Regions from separate parts of the Homo sapiens genome. Here region 1 is linked to region 2. A link is a loop called in an ENCODE intact Hi-C map of the cell type or tissue named here. Cell type or tissue: endothelial cell of umbilical vein. All regions are shown on one strand. Each heading gives the region's core, and the rest is flanking DNA. Links, peaks and the distances in the headings are about the cores only. Region 1 overlaps TINAG (tubulointerstitial nephritis antigen). Region 2 overlaps MLIP (muscular LMNA interacting protein).

Region 1 (12,001 bases), core at 5,712-8,211, 97 kb after region 2:
TTTGGTTGGTGTACCTGAAGGTGACAGGGCGAATAGAACCAAGTTGGAAAACACACTTCAGGATATTATCCAGGAAAACTTCCCCAACCTACCAAGACAGGCCAACATTCAAATTCAGGAGATACAGAGAACACCACAAAGATACTCCTCGAGAAGAGCAAGCCCGAGACACATAATCACTAGATTCACCACGGTTAAAATGAAGGAAAAAATGTTAAGAAGAGTCAGATAGAAAGATCAGATTATCCACAAAGGGAAGCCCATCAGACTAAAAGTGGATGTCTCTGCAGAAACCCTAAAAGCCAGGAAAGAGTGGGGGCCAATATTCAACATTCTTAAAGAAAAGAATTTTCAGCTCAGAATTTCATATCCAGACAAACTAACTTTCATAAGTGAAAGAGAAATAAAATCCTTTACAGACAAGCAAATGCCCAGGGATTTAGTCACCACCAGGCTTGCCTTACAAGAGCTCCTAAAGAAAGCACTAAATATAGAAAGGAAAAACTGGTACCAGCCACTGCAAAAACATATCAAAATTTAAAGACATTGACACTATGAAGAAACTGCATCAACTAAGGGGAAAAATAACAGCTAGCATAATAATGTCAAGATCAAATTCACACACAACAATATTAACTTTAAATGTAAATGGGCTAAATTCCCCCAATTAAAAGACACAGACTGGCAAATTGGATAAAGAGTCAAGACCCATCATTGTGCTGTATTCAGGAGACCCATCTCACATGCAAAGATACACATAGGCTCAAAATAAAGTGATGGAGGAATATTTACCAAGTAAATGGAAAGAAAAAAAAGCAGGGGTTGCAATCCTGATCTCTAATAAAGCAGAATTTAAACAAAGAAAGATCAAAAAAGACCAAGAAGGGCATTACATAATGGTAAGGGGATCAAGGCAACAAGAAGAACTAACTATCATGAATATGTATGCACCCAATACAGGAGCACCCAGATTCATAAAGCAAGTTCTTAAAGACCTACCGAGACTTAGACTGTCAAATAATAATAGTTGAAGATTTTAACACCCCACTGTCAATATTAGACAAACCAACAAGACAAAAAATTAACAAGGAGATTCAGGACTTGAACTCAGTTGTGGACCGGGCGGACTTAATAGACATCTACAGAACTCTCCACCCCAAATCAACAGAATATACAATCTTCTCAGCACCACATAACATTTATTCTAAAATTGAACACATAACTGGAAGTAAAACACTCCTCAGCATTTGCAAAAGAATGGAAATCATAACAAACAGTCTATCAGATTAGAACTCAGGAATAAGAAACTCACTCCAAACTGCACAACTACATGGAAACTGAACAACCGATTCCTGAATGACTACTGGGTAAATAACAAAATTAAGTCAGAAATAAATAAGTTCTTTGAAACAAATGAGAACAAAGACACAACGTACCAGAATCTCTGGGACACAGCTAAAACAGTGTTTAGAGGGAAATTTATAGCATGTAATGTCCACTGGATAAAATGAGAAAGATCTAAAACAGACACCCTAATATCACAGTTAAAAGAACTAGAGAAGCAAGAGCAAACAAATTCAAAAGCTAGCAGAAGACGAGAAATAACTAAGATCAGAGCAGAAATGAAGGAGATAGAGACATGAAAAACCCTTCAAAACATCAATGAATGCAGGAGCTGGTTTTTTGAAAAGATTAACAAAACAGATAGACCGCTAGCCAGATTAATAAAGAAGAAAAGAGAGAAGAACCAAATAGACACAATAAAAAATGGTAAAGGGGATAACATCACTGATACCACAGAAATACAAACTACCATCAGAGAATACTATAAACACCTCTATGCAAATAAACTAGAAAATCTAGAAGAAATGGATGAATTCCTGGGCACATACACCCTCCCAGGACTAAACCAGGAAGAATTTGAATCCCTGCACAAAGACCAGTAACAAGTTCTGAAATTGAGGCAGTAGTTAATAGCCTACCAACCAAAAAAGTCTAGGACCAGACGAATTCATAGCCAAATTATTCCAGAGGTACAAAGAGGAGCTGGTACCATTTCTTCTGCAACTATTCTAAACAATAGAAAAAGAGTGACTCCTCCCTAACTCATTTTATGAGGCCAGCATCATCTTGATACCAAAACCTGGCAGAGACACGACAAAAAACAAAAATTTCAGGGCAATATCCCTGATGAACATCGATGTGAAAATTCTCAATAAAATACTGGCAAACTGAATCCAGCAGCACATTAAAAAGCTTATCCACCATGACGAAGTCGGCTTCATCCCTGGGATGCAAGGCTGCTTCAACATATCCAAATCTATAAATGTAATCCATCACATAAACAGAACCAATAACAAAAACCACATGATTATCTCAATAGATGCAGAAAAGACCTTCGATAAAACTCAACACCCCTTCATGCTAAAAACACTCAATAAACTAGGTATTGATGAAACATATTTCAAAATAGTAAGAATTATCTATGACAAACCCACAGCCAATATCATACTGAATGGGCAAAAGCTGGAAGCTTTTCCCTTCGAAAACTGGCCCAAGACAAGGATGCCCTCTCTCACCACTTTTATTCAACATAGTATTGGAAGTTCTGGCCAGGGCAATCAGGCAAGAGAACGAAATAAAGTGTATTCATAAAGGAAGAGAGGAAGTCAAATTGTCTCTGTTTGCAGATGACATGATTGCATATTTAGAAAACCGCATTGTTTCAGCCCCAAATCTCCTTAAGCTGATAAGCAACTTCAGCAAAGTCTTAGGATGTAAATCAATGTGAAAAAACCACAAGCATTCCTATACACCAATAATAGATAAACAGAGAGCCAAATCATGAGTGAACTCTCATTCACAATTTGCTACAAAGAGAATAAGATACCTCAGAATACAACCTACAAGGGATGTGAAGGATCTCTTCAAGGAGAACTACAAACCACTGCTCAAGAAAATAAGAGAAGACATAAACAAATGCAAAAACATTCCATGCTCATATGCTCATGGATAGGAAGAATCAACATTGTGAAAATGACCATACTGCCTAAAGTTATTTATAGATTCCATGCTATTCCCATCAAGCTACCATGGACTTTCTTCACAGAATTAGAAAATACTACTTTAAATTTTATATGGAATGAAAAGAGATCCCATATAGCCAAGACAATCCTAAGCCAAAAGAACAAAGATGGAGGCATCATGCTACCTGACTTCAAACTATACTACAAGGCTACTGTAACTAAAACAGCATGGTACTTGTACTAAAACATATATACAGACAAATGGAACAGAACAGAGGCCTCCGAAATAACACCACACATTTACAACCATCTGATCTTTGACAAACCTGACAAAAACAAACAATAGGGAAAGGATTCCCTATTTAATAAATGGTGCTGGGAAAACTGGCTAGCCATATGCAGAAAACTGAAACTGGACCCCTTACTTACACCTTATACAAAAATTAACTCAAGATGAATTAAAGACTTGAACATAAGACCTAAAACCATAAAAACCCTAGCAGAAAACCTAGGCAATACCATTCAGGACATAGGCACGGGCAAAGACTTCATGAATAAAACACCAAAAGCAATGGCAACAAAAGCCAAAATAGACAAATGGGATCTAATTAAACTAAGGAGCTTCTGCACAGCAAAAGAAACTATCATCAGAGTGAACAGGCAACCTACAGAATGGGAGAAAATTTTTGCAGTCTATCCATCTGACAAAGGACTAATATCCAGAATCTACTAGGAACTTAAACAAATTAACAAGAAAAACAAACAACCCCATCAAAAAGTGGGCAAAGGACATGAACAGACACTTCTCAAAAGAAGACATTTATGCAGCCAACAAACATATGAAGAAAAGCTCATCATCACTGGTCATCAGAGAAATGCAAATCAAAACCACAGTGAGATACCATCTCATGCCAGTTAGAATGGCAATCATTAAAAAGTCAGGAAACAACAGATGCTGGAGAGGATGTGGAGAAATAGGAATGCTTTTTTTACTGGTGATGGGAGTGTAAATTAGCTCAACCATTGTGGGAGGCAGTGGGGCAGTTCCTCAAAGATCTAGAACTAGAAATACCATTTGATTCAGCAATCTCATTACTGGGTATATACCTAAAGGTTTATAAATCATTCTACTATAAAGACACATGTACACATATGTTTATTGCAGCACCATTCACAATAGCAAAGACTTGGAACCAACCCAAATGCCCATCAATAATGGACTGGATAAAGAAAATGTGGCAAATATATACCATGGAATACTATGCAGCCATAAAAAGGATGAGTTTATATCTTTTGCAGGGACATGGATGAAGCTGGAAACCATCATTCTCAGCAAACTAAGACAGGAACAGAAAACCAAACACTGCATGTTCTCACTCATAAGTGGGAGTTGAACAATAAGGACATACGAGCACAGGGAGGGGAACATCATGCACTGGGGCCTGTCGGGGGATTGGGGGCTAGGGGAGGGATAGCGTTAGGAGAAATATCTAATGTAGATGATGGATTGATGGGTGCAGCAAACCACCATGGCACATGTATACCTTTGTAACAAACCTGCACGTTCTACACATGTATCCCAGAACTTGAAGTATAATAAAAAAAAAAAAAATAAAATAAAATAAAATTGATAATCCAGAAAAAGAATAATTGAGTGTTTATTTACATTGATAATGACTTCACAGAAATACAAATTTCGGATTACTGGTTATTCAGTGTGCCAGTACTTCAGCAAGTCATTGTTTCAATTTTTCTTTTTTACCTAAACACAGTTATTTTGTCCTGTCTATAGGAATATTCATTATCATATTAGAATAAAATAAATGTTAGTATCTTCAGACATATATGCCTTGATGATTAGTAAAGGTTGATCCTCAAAAATCCTCAAGATTTCTGTTAAAAGCATATCTTCAAATTTTGCCTGATGACCTGGCAAACTCCTTTGTAAAATTACCTCCAGTTTTCTAGCATTCTTATGCTTTGAACTATCATATTGGTTTTTCCCTTTCATTTTTAAGAGGTGTTATCATCTGCTACTAGGTATCTTGCACAAAGAAGTTTCTACCTCTCTTGTTATTACAAACCTGTTACTCACAAATCTGCCGTGTTACCACCCAATGTGTGGTGTTCTCCAGGCACATAGACTTTCCAGTTGAGATATTGATTGTATTCAAGGCCTGTTATGAATGCCCGGGGCAGAGTGGTGCTTCCAGGCTGCTGGAGTGTAGCCTCTCCACTCTCCAATGAAGACATCCAGTCTCAGCTGCCTAGAAGCTCTCAGCATCTTTAGCAGGCAAGATTATTGTTTCCTGTTGGATGAGTTGTAAATGCACAGGTTTCTCTTCAAATGTTTAATGTACTTTGCTTTTGAGTGATGTAATCACCTGAGTTATTGTTCCAATTCAAATTCCAGTAGCAGGGCCTTCTAAATTATAACTAGTATCAGAGAAGATAATAACAGATGTTTATGAAGTAGTTGTGTATTAAAGCACTTACAGTTTCGTACATGATCTCATTTAATTTTCCCAGCAGCATGATGTAGTGGATCCTATCATTACTCACATTTTAAAGACAGGCAAATTGAGGTTGAGAAGTTAAGTCAAGCCAAGATTGAGAGAGGTTAAAAGCCACCACAGAATTATTTATATTCATAGACAGGCCATCTAAAAAATTATTTCCCCTTAGTAGAGTTCCTGAATTGGCCAATGCTAATTGGAACTCTACTAAGTCTACTTACTCCAGTTAGTAGAATTCCAATATAGCGTTGGCCAATTCAGGTTCAAAGTAGTAAAAAGACTTTTAATCTCTCAACCAAAGCTAACTTTCTGAAATGTTCAGCTTTGATATACTTTAGGGTCTCCCCTACAATCATAAGATTTAAATCTTTATGGTTTTGAGTGACCTAACTGTATGATCAACAGAAAAAGAGTTTTTTTTTTCTGTTTTATTTCTCATTTTTGTTCTTACCCAGTGAGAAAAAATAGTGGGCAGCATTATTTAAGAAAAGAGGACAGACCTTTATAAGGTTTGCTCTTTCACTTGCTTTTATTGAGGGCCACGGTGGGCCACACACTCACTTATGTGTCTCTATATATTTCCTGAAAATTATTTCTAACATATCCTTTATAAACAAATTTCTGCAGCTTGGAATATTTTATGTTCTAGAGAAAATGATTTACATTTCTTTCCCAAGTTTCCACTCACCATAGCAAAGAAAAGGAAATTTAATTCAAAATCATTTACTGGCTCCTGGGGATTTGTTTGCATAAAAGTCACTCTGGTGATATTTAAATTAAAACTCTTAATGATGAGTTGGGAAGAATTTAAATTACCTAGTGCTTTGAATTATTGTAATAAGTTACAACACCTGGAATTGCCAAGTAATTCCAGGAAAGCAATAAGAAAAATTCAGCTGAACCAGTAAGAGTTCTATTACACTTACGATGTAAGTCAAGGAAATGCATCTTATTTCTAGGGCATGGTAGTTAGGACTAAATTTCTGAGTGTTAGAGAGGTTTTAATATGTGGTCAGGCAGAATAGAATCAGAAATAACAGCAAGTGTTTCTAGGAAGAACATGAAGTAAGAAAGAACTGAGTTGAACTGGAAGCTTTGGAAAGCTATAGCTACCAGTTAGTTTTATAGCTAGTTCTTAGTCTGTTGACTACATAGAAAAACCCAATATGTGATATCAAACTGCCTCCAACTACAGTGACAACGAATTTCTTTTTGTGGGAATTCTTCTCGATTAGTGGTGCACTCCCCTCACCGCCCTGCAAACACACTTTTCCCCAACTTTTAAAAAATCATTTTCAATGCATGATAGACTATACATACAGCCAGGGTGGGCAGTAGCCAACAGTGGTATGATTTCAAGCATGCTGAAAATTTCCATGCACCTCCTTCCATAAACATCTCCTTGGCCATATTGCTTGGGTAAGAGTTTAGATTCGGGAAATTATTTTCCCTGGATGGGAAAGATAAGCCATGAGTCATCCTGAATTCCTGGGGAAGCTCTTTCCTTCCCTGGCTGGTTTCCTGGCTTCATTCCTTTAGCTTAAGTCATTATTCCCGTAACATGTCTACTGGCTCCTTCACTTATTACCTCAGTCTCCTTCTGCACAAAATGACAATGGTGGTAGTATCTAGCTCATAGGGTTGCATAAGTCCCATGAAATACTTGATGAGAAATGCTTAGCACAGTACTTAGATTATAGTAAAGTTTAAATAAATGTTATTATGTAATATATAAAGGTGTTCTTTCTCCCTTGTATTGACCTTGGGAGAATAGCAGGGTTTTGAGGCAAGTTAATGTGGTAAGGACTAAGTTATTAAAACCTTCATTATTTGCAGCATTTTCTTTTATAAAGAAAGGTGTAGGCCTGGATTTATTGACTCTGATAGAGTTTATATATTTCTGGTGAACTGAGAGTTCTATGATGCTCTTATATCAAATCAAATCAACTTTGTACCTGATTGTTCTTCCAGACATAATGTTCAAGTGCTTGTGAATTTGGGAGATAGCACCAAGAAGCTTCACTGTGTTATATCTTATAAATATTAAAAATATTTTGAAAAAATACTATTTTCACATAGAAATGTGAAAATTAAGAGTTCATTTGTATGCTTGGCTCCATTAAAATTTGTTTCTTTAGCAATTTTGAAATTATTTTTATTTGTTTCCCAAGGAGACTAATTAGGTTACTAAAGCTATTACAGGTTAGTATTATGTCTAAGGTGGAACTATTTGGAAACAATTAAAATATTAAGAAGGCTAGTATGGCATTTAAAACCTGTTGGTGTACTATATTATTTAATATCAGATTGCGGTAAGTAAAATAATCTAAAATTGTTTGAGTCAATCTCATAGCTAACCAGAACAGCATCCTTTCTCGGTCATCCAATATATATTAAGGTATTGGCATTAACTAACAAAGAAAAAAATGTTATACTTTCTATAGTATGTTGGAAGTTAAAGTAAAATAATACTTTATTTATTTTATAATAAAAAATCTTTTAAAGCCAATGATTTTTGAGGTGAGAAATGGAAAATTTTTTTAATCATCTGGATACTTTATTATTCTCTAGATAACATGTAATAATATGAGGATTTTTTTTTCCTTTCAGAAATATATTTCAATGACAGCCAAGTACTGAGGCATAAGAAATATCTTTGAAAATCTTAAAGTAATTTTCCAAGTTTAGTTTCTACTGTTCATGGGATTTGAATTTTTTTTTTTTTTTTTTTTTTTTGAGACAGAGTCTTGCTCTGTTGCCCACACTGGAGTGCAGTGCTGCTATCTCTGCTTCCTGCAACCTCTGCCTCCTGAGTTCAACCAATTCTCCCTGCCTCAGCCTCCTGAGTAGCTGGGATTACAGGCATCTGCCACCAAGCCCGGCTAATCTTCGTATTTTTAGTAGAGACAGGGTTTTGCCATGTTGGCCAGGCTGGTCTCGAACTCCTGCCCTCAGGTGATCCGCCCGCTTCGGCCTCCCAAAATGCTGGGATTACAGGTGTGAGCCATTGTGCCAGGCTGGGATTTGAGATTTTTGATTTGACTAGGAATAACCCTGTCTGAACAAACATCTCCTACCTGATTGCAATACCATATGTCACCCTTATAAACAGAAGCCTCTGTGGAAACCAAAACGTTCAGTATAAAAGGGAAAAACACAGTTATATACTTTTTATAATATTGAGCAATAACGACCATTTTCTCCATAAAATTCGTGTTTAGCTCCCACACACATGAACATAAGGCAAATGGCATCAGGCTTCTGGAATACAGGAAGGGCTGATGGTGCGGTAGAAGAGGGGAAGAGAGGCAGGGCCAGATGTTACGGTGGAGACTGTGTTTGTATATGTTTCCTTCAGCTCATCTCAGAATTTTTTCATCCATGTAGGGAAAAGCCGAGGACAGAGTAGTATGATAGTCGTTCTTGCTGTCACTGAATTAAGAATTTTAAAATTCAAAGAGTGTCAAACTTGTGTTTCTTTCTTTTTACTACTTCTGTCTCTCTCAGAATGGAACCTCACACCCTTCGGTAAACTTAGAAAATATACGCCTGGCCTCACTCCTTATTCACCTACACTTTTAGCAGAATGAATGTCTTATCTCTCAAATCAATTTTCAGATTTCAATGTGGTATTTCTGCACTAGTCACAGTCTGATGTATAACACTGTGGTAAAATTGACTATGGCTTGAACAACACAGTGGAACCTAATTGATAACTGCAGGACAAATCTTCAAAAATAAATGTAAAAATTTATTATTTTCTTCTCTATGAAGAAGTATTTTAGGCTGTTAAAAAGTAGACTTCTAAAGTCATTTTGTGTGTTCATAGTACAGGCACCTATTCTCTGGCCTCTCCATGGCTGGGTCTGTCTTGACCTAAAGTATGTTCCATAAAACACTAGTTTGGCCGGGAGGTGTGGCTCACACCTGTAATCTCAGCACTTTGGGAGGCCGAGGTGGGCGGATCACAAGGTCAGGAGATCAAGACCATCCTAGCTAACACGGTGAAACCCCGTTTGTACTAAAAATACGAAGAAAAATTAGCCGGGTGTGGTGGCACGTGTCTGTAGTCCCAGCTACTCGGGAGGCTGAGGCAGGAGAATCATTTGAAACTGGGAGGCGGAGGTTGCAGTGAGCCTAGATCCCGCCACTGCACTCCCAGGCGACAGAGCAAGACTCTGTCTCAAAAAAAAAAAAAAAAAAAAAAAAGACTAGTTCATTGATCTGCTTCACAATAAAAATGATATGATGTAAATGAAATAAAATATTTTGCACTGGACCAAATCCTGAACATTTAACACCATGAACATTATTACCATGTTTTAGAGCTCACATACATTAGCAGTTTGTAAAAAACACTGCAGTGAAGACAAAAATCTAATTTTCAAAACCGGTGTTTCTCAGAACTATTTTATTACCTCCTTTTGTAATTACCTATTAAAATTCCTCAGAACTAGTGTTCTAAGGAACTCATTTAAGGAAATATCACAGTTCATCCATTTTCAGATGCATATTTTTTTCACCCATTAACACCTCTGAAATTGAGATGCTTTCTTACATTTGTTGATGCCTTGGGTTCAATGAAATATGACATTGCCCTAGCAACTTTAATGGCAATTGTGTGTGCTGTTTTAGTTATGATTAGGCTCAGCTGAAAGTGACAAAAATTTAAAATGACGGTTGCTTAAATAAGATAGAAACTGATTTCTCACCAGTAAATCTGGAAGTGGGTAGCCCTGTGCTGGAATTGTACTCTGTGGTGCTGGATACCCACACTTCATTCTTCTTGTCCTTCCATTGCCCAGCACCTTTATTTCCAAGGTCATATAATGGTTCAACAGGACTGCTCTATGTCTGTCTGCAATGCCTACATTTCTGCCAACAGAAAAATACGAAAGATCAAGACAAAGGAGTAAAAGTCAAGTGCCAGCTGTCTCTTAAGGAAAGATCTCAGAAGCTACTTTACATTCCACAGGGTACAACTTAGTGATAGCAGCCTGGGTAGGCGGGTTGAGGGGGGTGCATGGAGGGGCTGGGAAGTGGGCAATTACATTACATATTGATCTTTTTAAGAAGTCATTAAAAGATTACTCTATTATAAAAAACTAGAGACTTATCAAAGGATACCTCTTTTAAAGGTAAGGCACAAAGACAAATATTGTTGAAGATGAGAAATTCATTTAGCCATTAGCAACTAGAAAATTAGCCTTTTCATCCCCAGTATCAAATAGTTCCAAAATTTCTTGGTATTCATGGCCACTGACCTTAGATTGTAAAGGTCATAACAGAATTTCATTCTCTGTTGCTTCATTTGGTTCTCAGGTCACTATAAGCATCCAAGCTTAAATGGGTGGGGGGAAATACAACTGAAAATATAGGGCTGATGCACATAGAGGATATTGTGTGGATACAGACTCAATTGTAAGAATGTCTAGAATTTATTCTGAGGTTCCTGAGAAAATTGATCAATTTATCTCAAGCTATGCTATGATTACATTTCCACCACTCTTTTAGAGATTTTAATTTAATTAAATGCAAATGTTATACAATTCTCCAGTGTTTATTGTTGTATTTAATTCCCATATTTGCCAACAATATCTTTAATTTCTAATTTTTAAATGAAAATACTGAAACAGGGAGACTGTTCACATTGAACATCAAATTTGGCTAATACTGATTTGGAAATATGGTTAGATCCTGATTAAAATATTTTTCAACATTACAATGAAAAGAATTAAGCATATCTATATGAAATCCTGTAAGTCTTTCTTAAAAATGAATTTCTATCTACTCAAGCCAGTGTCATTTTGGAATTTCTGTCACTATCAGCTGATCTTCTTGATTCTTTTGTTTTATTAAGCAAAAAAAAAAAAAATTAAAAACAAATGTATCATTCATTAAAGCCAAACTTCTATTACCAATTCCTAACAGCCATTATTCTGTGATGCTTACCTTTATTTATAAACTCTAAACAATTTACTTTACAGAGGAATACAGTAATTGTGAAATAATGAAATATAAAATTTTCTGTGGTTTTATAATATCAGATTAGCTGATATCATGAGGCAGATAAAAAATATGTGCCTGCTGCTCCTCAAATCCTAGGAGCTCATTTTTAGTAAAAGCAGTAATAAATAAATGGTAAAAATCTTGAAAATCCAACAGATGATCTTCATAAATTGATCTGGCTTAGTGGATTGGTAAATAAGTTTTTAATAAAAGTGTCATTTTGCTTGTTGTTTCACTATTGCCTTGTCTTATTGAGACGGATTCACCATTTATATTTTTTCATTTTTAAAGAATAAATCATAAAAGCGACAAATGCATGCTAGTATTATGATTTAACTTAAAGTGCCTATGGAGGAAAACATACTTTTACTTGATAGATACGTATTTCATTATTATTATTAAATATTTATTGCATATCTCCCATATGCAAAGTACTCTGATAGGCTTTCA
Region 2 (12,001 bases), core at 3,632-6,131:
TGGGCATTTGGGTTGGTTCCAAGTCTTTGCTATTGTGAATAGTGCTGCAATAAACATATGTGTGCATGTGTCTTTATAGTAGAATGATTTATAATTCTTTGGGTATATACCCAGTAATGGGATTGCTGGATCAAATGGTATTTCTGGATCAAATGGTATTTCTGGTTCTAGATTCTTGAGGAATAGCCTTACTGTCTTCCACAATTGTTGAACTAATTTACACTCCCACCAACAGTGTAAAAGATTTCTTCTCTCTCCAGATCTTCTCCAGCCTCTGTTGTTTCCTGACTTTTTAATGATCACCATTCTAACTGGCATGAGATCGTATCTCATTGTGATTTTGATTTGCATTTCTGTAATGCCCAGTGATGATGAGCTTTTCTTCATATGTTTGTTGGCTGCATAAATGTCTTCTTTTGAGAAGTTTCTGTTCATATCCTTTGCCCACTTTTTGATGGGGTTGTTTGTTTTTTTCTTGTAGATTTATTTAAGTTCCTTGTAGATTCTGGATATTAGCCCTTTGACAGAAGGATAGATTGCAAAAATTCTTTTATCCTTAAAAGTGAGATAGCCCAGCAGGTTAAGAGGATGATGCCTCTAGTTCCTTTGTCTGAGGTTATTTCTTGACCCAACCCTTTTTAGATGGTGATATTGGGCAAGTCATTTAGCCTCTGAATGCCTCCGTTTACTCATTTTTAAAATGAGAATAATAATAGTACCTACCTTATTAGAGTATTATGAAAATAAAATTTACGAATATGCGTAAAAGTGCCTGAAGATAATGAAAAACATATAAAAGTTAGATCTTATTATCACTAAGCTTTCTGGGATTGTCATTCTTACTGCTCTCCAAAATCGTCCATTCTTCTCCATTGGATTCCTCCCCTTTGTATGCAGAAGCCTAAAAAACAAAATAAAACAATACAAAAGGAGCACTTGATCCTTTTCCTTGATGATGCTGCAAATCTATCAGTTTCAAAATTTTCTTTCTCTCAAAGTGGTCAATAGCCACTATCTCCATCCCCTTTCTGCAAACTCACTCTTCAGCCCGTTCTTGAAAGCATTCTGACTTTCACCTCTACCACTCTACTGAAATTGCTCTGTCAAGGGTAAACTGGTTGTCAGCAAATTCAGCTGAATTTCCTGACACAGTTGATCATTTCCTCTTGCATTTCTCTCCTCACTCTGCTCTTGGGATAATATGCACATTCTAACTTTCCGACTGCTCCTTCTTTGCTTTCTTTGTGGACACTTCTTGCTCCTCTACCTCTTCTTTCTAATTGCCTCACTTCAGCTATTTACCCACTCACAGGCCTTAGTGATTATCTTAGTACTGATAAGTCTCAAATCTACACTTCCCATTCTGCTTCTCCACTGAGATTCAGTTTCGTATCTTTAGCTGCTTGCTTATCATTTCCCCTAGGATGTCATGTTGTCACCTCAAACTCATCATTCATTTTGTCTCAAACTAGTTCTGCACTGGCTTTTCTACTTCTGTGATGAAAATCACAATTCTCAGTCCCCAAACTCAAAACTTGATTCATCTGTTATGCTTTATGCTTTTTCTGCTTTGTCCTTATATTGAGTCATTCACCAAGTTGAATGCGTTCTTATATTTTCTCACACTAGTCTTTATTATTATTCTTTTACTTTACTTAAACTGATTTTCTTATTTTCCTCTAGGCACACCTTGGAAATTCCTTACTGTTCTACTTGTTCATGCATTTTCCCATATAAAATACTCTTCTATGTTCTCCTTGCTTACACAAACCATTCTTGTACTTTAAGTCCAAGTTAAATTATCCCTCCTCTTTTGTGACATTTCTCCATGCATCAGTACTCAAAATGATTTGTTTTCTCCTTTCAATTTCTATACTCTTTTCCTGTGCCAAGGCATCTCATGCATATTATAGGTCATCTTGTATTTATTTGTTGTGCTTGTCTTGGTGTTTATCTAGGGTGTGACATAATATGCTATTTCCCACTGTATAGGCAAGGTAGTAAAGATCTATTAATGATGAACAATTTCTACAACTACCTAACTTTTTCACTAGGAGCCCCAGATGCTTGAATTATTATGATTATTTCTATTTCAAGTAAAGACTAAATCTGAGTCAACTTATGGATTTACCAGTTTGTTTAGAATAATGTCACTCAGTTGAGGATATTTCTTTTATTGAAGGCTATATCCAGTTTCCACAGATCTGATGGAGTGTGTTGGGAACATAGGTAGGGTGGGGTTGTGGAGGCAGGGGGCATCTGACCTTCTCTTGTGGTGTTCTCATTCCTTTCTGTTATATAACCATGAGCCATATAATACATGGTTACATCCTTTTTTCTTCACTAGCATGGCATGTCCTTATCAACTGTAGGTCAGTTACTTTTGTGCCCCTACAGCTTACATGGGAGAACATTATTACCTGCTTGCTGGGAGCAAGGTGAACTTTGTGAAGCTATCTCAGAACCATTCTCTTGGATGCCCTACATATCTTTCTCTGTTCTGTTCATGTCCCCTTTGCCATAGGGAACTCCAAAACCATCCGTATTTGTGAGTTCATCTACTCACTAAAATTTATTTGTAACCCCAAATCAGCACTCATTGTGTTTGCTCTTCTAGTCATTTGTGGACATTCACAGAACAGGGAGAAATTCGAATCCTCTATGTTCCCAGCTCAGGTTGAACAAGGCAATGCCCTGCTTTCTTGCTGTCATGCTGTAAACAATTGTCCTTTTTAAAAGCCAGGTGCGGTGGCTCACGCCTGTAATCCCAGCACTTTGGGAGGCCAAGGCGGCTGGATCACCTGAGGTCAGGAGTTGGAGACCAGCCTGGCCAACATGGTGAAACCACGTCTCTACTAAAAATACAAAAGATTAGCCAGGTGTGGTGTGGCACACCTGTAATCCCAGCTACTCAAGAGGCTGAGGCAGGAGAATTGCTTGAACCCCGGAGGCGGAGGTTGCAGTGAGCCGAGATCACTCCATTATACTCCAGCCTGGGCAATAAGAGCGAAACTCAGTCTAAAAGAAAAAAAAAAATTGTCCTTTTTGCATTCTCTCTGGTATCATGTTTTTGTTTGCATCTCTGTGTGTTTTGTTGGTAATTTTGCTGTTTAAAATGGCCCCTAAGCATAGTGTTGAAGGGCTTTCTAATGTTCCTATGCTCAAGAAGGCTATGATGTGTCTTAAAAGAGAAAATAAGTATGTTAGGTAAGCTACTCTTATGCTTGAGTTATAGTGCTGTTGGCCATGAGTTTGGTGCTAATGAATTAATAATATATTAAATATGTGTCTTTAAACAGTAAACAACCATAAAACAGGTTATTTATTGATTGGTTGATGAAAATGTAACCAGAGACTTGCAATAACCTAATCCAGGTTTTCCCCAGGAGAAATGGTTTAGTATTCACGAATTCCATGCTCATGGAGGCTTTAAGGACATAACTGCTGTGAATAATCAATAATGAGGGTGATTGTACCTTTGTTTGGTTTTCTCTGAGAAGACCGTCACTTATGAGTAGTTATTTTGGGAGGTGGTTCCAGGAAATGCCTGTTAGGGGAGTGGGGACTGAGACAAGGAGGAGAGGCATCTGGTAAAGGGTGTGTGAGCAAGCAGATGACCACTGTGGGGAACTGGAGCTTCATATGGCTGGGGAACTCTGGGAGCTGCTGTAGGGACACACAGCTCAGAGCCCTGCTTTCTGAGGGGTGGAGGAGGGAAATTCTGGCAGTCATTAGTTGAGGAGAGGGGGTGGGGCAGCATCAATCCCCAGAAAGAGCCCTGAGGCAAAGAAAAGTAGAAACAGGTAGTTTGAAGTTCAGAGGATGGTTGCTGCTTAAACGTTAAGGACTGAGAAGGTATATGTGGCTCAATGACTTATATTGTATGTATCTGTACAAACATATATACATATATATTCATGAAATTTTATGTTTATGATCTAATTTTGAAGTCCAGGCTCCTGCAGATCAAAACTTTGGCTGTTAAAACTTAAGGTGGCTCATGCCTGTAATCCCAACACTTTGAGAAGCCAAGGTGGGAGGATTGCTTAAGCCCAGGAGCCAGAGACCAGCCTGGACGACATAGGGAGACTGTCTCTAAAAAAAAAAAAAAAAAAAAAATTAGCTGGGCATGGTTTCGTGCACCTGTGGTCCCAGCTACTCAGGAGGCTGAGGTGGGAGGATTGTTTGAGCCCAGGAAGTCAAGGCTGCACTGAACCGTGATTGTGTCACTGCATTCTCGGCTGTGCAACAAAGTGAGACCCTGTCACAAAAGCAAACAAAAACAAAATAAAAGTCTTCAGGATATTTTCTTTATTTTTGATATATTATGCTTTGGACTATGTATATTGCTGAAACAAGAAAGGGTACAGAAGAAAGATGTGTCTGTGTGTGTGGGTTAATATTTTAAAATTGTATCTAATCTACTATAGTCATTTTGTCCATTTTTCCCCCATTTTACAATGCATTTAAATTATTTTTTTATCTTTGAAGGTAGCAAAGTACCATGTACAACACACCTGTTTATGTCTAGATTAAGGCCTACTGGAGTCCATTTTCTATTTTTAAAAATTCAGCTCATTTAGAAAAATAATATTCTTCCTAGGCACCATAAGTATGTGGCACATGTGTCTCAGCTTACTTACCTGGCCCTAAGGTGAGAAAACTAACACACACATAAAGTATCTAAGCTTATCACTGTCCATAACTTTTCTTCTTTCCTCCATTCACCCCTTCTCATTTCTTCTATCTTCTACTCTCATAATTTCCAAGGTAAACCTCTCTTTTTAAGTCACCCTAAAATTCCAATTCTTCTGGCCTACTTTCAGTATTCCCACTTAATTACTCAGTTTTATGCACTTTGTTCTCTTCTTATTCCAACTACATTTTCTCCCTTTTATTTAGCATAACTACAAGCCATGTAGACAGGAAGTTATCACTTATTGTTTTCTCCCTTGAGTCTCTACTCTGCCAAGTTTGCACCAGCAAACAAACGAGAAACACATGGCCAGTCTGTGAATAGAAACTAGAGGAGTGAGGACTAAGCCTTCACAGTCAGGATGACTTTTCTGATCTGTTGGCAGAAGCAAGGCTGAGATTTCCTAAGCAAGAAGGCTCTATTTACAGTGAAAACTTGAGAGGTTTTACAAGCAAAAATAGGATCTTTATAGGCAGAGAGACAGCTTTAAAGCCCCAGGAGAAAATTCACAGCCATCCTTGAGGATATTTTTTCTTTCATTTAAAAAAAAATTATTTCATGCCAAGTTTGTGACAGTGGAGCCATTTTATTTCACTTTTAGTTTTCTAAAAATGCATGATCTTTGTGTGTTGTTTGTAACCATACACTATTTTATTTCAAGTCTGCTTCTGTCTCATGAAAGAGGTAAATAAGTATGGCAGATTTCTTCACATGTACTATGGATTCTCCCCTTTCTTCCACTGCTGTTAAATCCTATTGTAAGTTTTTATGCAAGGGCTAGTTCTAGATTTCTCTAGCCTTTCCATTTGCATATTTCAGTATTTATATCTGGAGTAGTCTCTTAAAAAATCTCTACCACTATAGCTTTCACTTCATAGCCAGAGCAGACTATTCATCTCCTACCTCTCCATTCGTCTTGCCCAGAACCCCTCATAGCCTGAACACTCTCACTCGCAGACCCCAGGCTGTTGTCATTGCTCAAGGTCAGGGCATGACCTTTAAGATCTCTCACATAGACAGGAAAATGTATACTCCTATGTAGATGATCATGTGTTCTGATCAGTCTGGGCCATTTAAACATATATATATAATATATATATATATAATATATATATACACACACACATACACATATATGAATAGAAACATTATATATGTATACAATGTTTTGTTCTATTTTTTGAAGAATTTTATTTTTTAAATAGTTTTGAGGCTGGGTGTGGTGGCTCATGCCTGTAATCCTAGCACTTTGGGAGGCTGAGGTATGCCGATCATTTGAGGTCAGGAGTTCAAGACCAGCCTGACCAACATCCAACGTGGTGAAACCCCATCTCTACTAAAAATACAAAAAAAAAAAAAATTAGCTGGGCATGGTGACACATGCCTGTAGTCCCAGCTACTAGGGAGGCTGAGGCAGGAGAATCACTTGAACCCAGGAGGTGGAGGTTGCAGTGAGGCAGGATTGCACTACTGCACTCCAGTCTGGGTGACAGAGCAAGATTCTGTCTAAAAATAAAAAATAAAAAATAAAATAAAATAAAATAAAGTGTTTTGAAAATAAATATTTATGTCTACCACTATAATAAACCCTTCCAGTCAATAAATATTTTTAAAATTATATGATTTCAATATTTTTAGTGCCCCTCTGTTTATCAGAAGTATCCTGTTTAATCAGTAAGCATAAAGTCACTCTACTTATAGTGAAATGCAAGTTAAAATTCGTCTGCAGAGTCTATTTGTAATGAGGCATCAGTTGCTGTATTTATTTTGCAGAATCAATGAATTGTTGTATGCCTATACTTGAAAAAGTAATTCAAACTCTTGCTTTAACTTTCTTACCTGTGAAGTGACAAACAACAACAACAACGAAATAGAATCACTATTATAGAATTGTTACCAGGATCAAGTGATATATGAAAGTAAAACTGTCACATTCCAACTTCAGTATTCAGCTTTATACATTTTTTAGCATCTAGCTACTATAATAGAATTTTGGTGCTGGAGTGAAGAAACAATCCATCAGTATAACTCCTAGGCCATTACTCTCATCTTAAATACCTTTTTACTTTTATTACGGCCTATTTTTCTATTGCTTTCTGATTTATTCACATATGTATTTCCTTTAATTCCCATTTGTCACTCTTCTTTCCTTTCTGCCCCCAGAGAAATATTCTAAACTATGTGATGTGTATGTTTGTGCATTTTCTTTCAAAAGTTGCAGTGTTATTTTGTGTGCATATGACATAATTTACGTAAATGTTATTGTGCCACACATTTCACTCTCTTCCTGCGGGTTTCTGTCTCTTCAGCTGTAATAGTAGGACATTTAGTTCGGTTTCAAAACCCTAACTTTAGGACTCAGATTGGGCTGTTTGCTTCAGAATTATCTGGGGAGCTTTAGAAAAGTGCAGATTCCTGGCCGGGCACCGTGGCTCACGCCTGTAATCCCAGCACTTTGGGAGGCTGAGGCAGGCGGATCACGAGGTCTGGAGTTCCAGACCATCCTGGCCAACATGGTGAAACCCCATCTCTACTAAAAATAGAAAAAATGAGCTGGGCGTGGTGGCACGCACCTGTAGTCCCAGCTACTCGAGAGGCTGAGGCGGGAGAATCGCTTGAACCCAGGAGGTGGAGGTTGCAGTGAGCCCAAATCGCGCCACTGCACTCCAGCCTGGCGACAGAGTGAGACTCCGTCTCAAAAAATAAAAAAAAATCAAAAGAAAAAAGCAGATTCCTAAGCCTACTTACAACTTAAAAAATTTAGAAATCCCAAGAACCGGGCGACCTCAAAGTTTTTACCTCATAGAAAACACTATGCTTCCCCTGTAATAACAGACGTTTCTTTTTTTTTGCCTTTTAAATTCTCTAATGATTCAGCAAGAAAATGAACTTTCTTATGAAAAACTTTAAAAGAAAAATTATATTGGCATGTTTATAAGTACTAGATTATAATTATTTTTTCCTCATATAACTCCTAGTAAGTAAAAGGAAACACAACTGTTAAATTAAATATATATGGAGAGAGTGTATGTATATATACTATAATATAGTATATACTGTAACCTATCTAGTATATTAGCTTAGGATTTTTTTATTAGAATAAGTTATGAAATATTGGGTTTAGCTGTTAATCAAAATTGTCCCCATGTGCTTGTAATGTTTACAATTGGGCCTGAGTGTTTACACATTCAGTATTCATAGACTTACTGAATCAGAAGGTGTATAACTTTTTCTGGTATGCTACTTCAGCTATTAAAAGTCCTTTCTCATTGAAAAAATACCATAGCCACCAACATGTACTTTCTTATGATTTCCTTTTTTAAAAAATTAAAGTGCCCTTTTCATAAAGATATTTTAAATTATAGCAATTATTTATATTAGAACTATGTTTTTGCTAAAAAAGATGAAGCATTTACTTATAATACATTTTACCTTTATGATATGTCAACACAATATTTACTGATCTTTTTTCTTAGCCTTTTTTCTAAGCAGCTGCTCTTGAGATTGTAGATTAAGAATAAAGAAGGAATATAACTTGTCTGAAATGAAAAAGGGGGATGAGAGTGAGCAAATAGATGTATTTTCAGTTCAATTATTTGCGTTATTTCTGTCTTCTCTATGTAAAGAATCACTCCACTTATAATAAGGCAAGGGAGAATCATCTATTAGAATAGTGAGGGAGCCTACCTAGCAAAATGTATTCTGAATGAGAAATACACATATAGGAAATAGGAGAAATGAAAAACAATAGCAATAGAGAGCTAACTCCTTTTGTTTCCCCATCATAGAGGATTAGGGGTTGGCATACCTAGTCTGGAACCTCTGGTGAGTTTTCATGGCGGTCTGATGTTGTGTGAATGACATAGGAGGACAGAGAAAGGAAAGAAACTTTCATGTCCAGAGTGGGTAGGTGGGAGAGGCCCCTTCACAAGCTGGCTTTAGCCTGCTTCTTAGGCCATGAGCATTCTTTTCTTAAACTCCTTGGATATTTCACCCTGTAAACATTGAAGGTTGACTTTCCTTGTTCATTTCTTCTTCTACTTATTTATTTTCAAATTTAGTACGTGTGTAACGTTTATATTGGTAACGTTATTGAGAGCATGTAAATTGGTATTATCATTGCATTGCTACTCAGAGAATTGACCTTGTAAATCTGCAGAAATCCAATAAAAACTAAAATATTAATATTATAGTCATATATTCAAGCATGGGTTGATTTTTTTTGGTAGCTCCTCTGAAATATTTTTTGCCAGAGGTTTCTTCTGATATTTTAACAAAGATCAATCAACAAGAGTTAATAGAGATTATGACTTATCTGGAGAAAGGAAAATCAGAAGTAATTCTAACCTTCCCCTACTGCTTCAAAGGCTGAGAGGGCTTTGAAATAACAATTTATTTTTCTAATATATGCTGTAAATATTTAAATCTAAAGATGTGAAAAATCTTTTATGAGTATATGTTAAGAATAAAGGAACAGCTCTTTGAGATAAGCAGTCTACAATTGTACATAGCTTCAAAATTAGAAAAATGAACATTAAGTGATTTGGTTCAAGGTTACCAAAACCTTGACTAATTTCTTACTAAAAACAAAAAGCATAGACTTTGCAACCTTTTTGTTCCAACATAAAGTCTAGGAACTCAGGAGTCTGGAAGTTGACAAAACACATTTATTCATTTCCTAAAGATGTATTGAATATCTGTTAGGTGCAAAGCACTGTGTTTGTGCTGGCCATGCACTGGAAAGCCAGCAGACAGAGACATGGGGGCCTTTTCCAAGTCCTTATTTTCTACATAGGGAAAACAGAAATTAAAGAAGAAAAAAATTCAATACTTAGTGATAACTGTCACAACTGCCATGCAAAAGACATTTGGGCAGGTATGAGTATATATACCAGAGGTCCTGATCCAGTCTGATGAATCAGGAAAGACTTAATGAGAAAATGGTGTTGAATCTGAGGCCTGAAAAGAAGTGAAGGCTGGGAGTGGACTGGGCATTCCAGCTAGAGGGGGCAGCAAGCATAGACATACAGAAAAGGAACAGAGCAAACTTGAGAAAACGAAAGCAGGCCAGAGCATTGAAGAAGCAACTGGAATCAGAAACTATAATGTGAAGTTAGCATCAATTAAGATTACTAGATAGCTTCCACCTTCCTGAACATAATGAGTTATCTGAACTGGGGGGAAAAAGCAGGGAGTGAGTTGAGAAGTCACTGAAATTTTATAAGGAACATATTTAGAAAAAGTAGACAACATTCCACTTACTTCACATGCAGCATTTTATTTAGATTTTAAAACAATCATAAAGTAGGGTTTATTTTTTCTTTTACATATGAAGAAACTGAGGCTCAGAAAGTATATATAATTTGTACAAAATTTTGCAGAACAGCTTAAAAGCTGATGCTTGATTAATTTTCTTTGAGATATCTCCCTAACGTCTATCAATAAAGTGGCATTACCACTTTCACCATCACCACCACCCGGGAATCACGCACAGGCTTCCGTTTGGTCAAACCCAGCACCATATATGTAAATCAGGTCTAGAACTAATTGCTGAGGCCATCTGACTTCCTTCAGTCTACAGATAAGAAAACTGAAGCCCAAAGATGCAAAGTGACATACCCAAGGCCATGGCATGAGTTACTGGCAGAGCCTGGGCTTATGAATTCCACAATACTTTTCACATTTCATCTCCAGGCACCAACATTCTTTTGGCAGAACTTTCCACTTTGCAAAGGTTAGTGGCTAACAGAACCACTAAACATCTAGTACTCTGACAAAATTGTACTGAGGTAGCCACATTTATTGAAAAAAGTCATCTTGAATTTTGGAGGCAAAAACATCCCTCAAACCTCTTCATTAATAATGTTTATGTTCTAACTTTATGTATGATTAGAAATCCGTGTGAATAAACCAGGTAATTTATTTTCAATCATCATAGAAATAAACAGCTTTACTCTCAATTCTAAAACTTTTCTGACAAGTTTTTAAAGATAATGGAGATTAGATAGCTATCGAGATGATTAAAATATAAAATATTTGAGATTGTTGGAATTGGAAAAAAGACTTTATCAAATATAAAATGGGTTTTTAAAAATGTTTTAAGATTTTTCAGGAAGTCAAAACATGTACACTATTTGACGATGCCAAATTGTTTTCAAAACGAATGAATGTGTTTAATTCATTCACAAAGAAGCTTCTGTTCAAAATGACTAAATGCAAATTAATTTGACTTTTAACATTAAAAAATGAATGTCAATGAGCAGATATTTTAAGAGAAGTGGTTTTGCAAAATGAATTATCAATCATTTTTAGCTAGGTTCTCCACTAGAGGGCAAAAAGAGCATTTCAACAGAATACATGCCTTAATGACAGGCTGGAATTTGAAACTGGGCATGCTTCTGTTTATCTAATTACCAGTCTTAAAGTGTACTTAATTAATCATAAAACAGTTGGCTTTTAAATTTTTTCCAGGAAACTGAGAACAATCAATTTCTTTTTCTTATTTCTCTTTTTGGCTTAATCTTAGTAGCAAGAACACCTGCCCCAAGCTCATGTGTTGTCTGCCATTGGACATATAGTATCTAGCTGGAATTTTTCATTGTAACATTTTTAAATAAAATCATTCAAGAAATTAGGAATTTGGTAATTGGAAAGAGATGTATGGCTGCAGGTAGGCAGGATAACAGTTTTATACTTTGAGAAACATGATTTTTAAAGCTCTTGTAAAATAACATGCTGGCCTTTGGAATTTACTGACTATGCTTGTATTTTATGGACAGAGAGAAAATAAACTGCCATCCATTTGCACCTTGTTCTGATGGAGACACTAAGGGATAATGAACTCTCTATTTCACCACACACATCAGCCACCTGTCCCTTCTCCTTCGTGTGATATGTTAAATCAGGTTCCTTAAAAGCAGATCCTGAGACAGCGGTTCAGATATTGGTGATTTATTGAGGGAGGGTTCTTCAGAAAAGCTTCCTGTAAAGAAGGGAGTGAATTCAAATTGAGAGGGGCAAAGAGCTGAGCAAATGTGACTTCAGTTCAAGGCCAGCCTTGACTTAATTCATAGGGAGAAGGCTCTAGAGAATAAATTGCAGAGTTATCCACACCTGATGCAAAGGAGCTACCCTTTTATGCCCTTTACCAGTCAGCCATTGGCTGTGGGCACTAGGATGAGAGAGAGTCGAGTAACTCAGGGTTAGGACAATAGTCTTAGCTGAGTGAATGCGCAGTAGAAGGAGGCAGCTATGAGCCATGCATTATTAACCCTGAAATGTAATGAAAACCAGGATAGAAGCATT

Evidence for each region. A loop is a pair of places that touch in the nucleus more often than their neighbours do. Peaks named below come from ENCODE experiments on the same cell type or tissue, not always from the same donor. Only the 100,000 strongest peaks of a DNase experiment are listed, where the experiment ranks them.
Region 1: a loop joins it to region 2, with 7 times the contacts of the local background. A loop is called at or near these places in 1 of 110 quality-filtered maps.

The regions. Positions count from the first base shown.
Region 1 is chr6:54,328,993-54,340,993 of GRCh38, forward strand. The region is part of intron 4 of TINAG (tubulointerstitial nephritis antigen); the gene reads left to right. Among named protein-coding and RNA genes, the nearest start is that of TINAG, 27 kb to the left of the region's middle. In endothelial cell of umbilical vein, for the core only: no CTCF peak of the experiment used is centred there; a DNase peak (open chromatin) is centred at 7,019; H3K27ac peaks cover 2,500 bases.
Region 2 is chr6:54,233,582-54,245,582 of GRCh38, forward strand. The region is part of intron 12 of MLIP (muscular LMNA interacting protein); the gene reads left to right. Among named protein-coding and RNA genes, the nearest start is that of TINAG, 69 kb to the right of the region's middle. In endothelial cell of umbilical vein, for the core only: no CTCF peak of the experiment used is centred there; a DNase peak (open chromatin) is centred at 5,000; H3K27ac peaks cover 198 bases.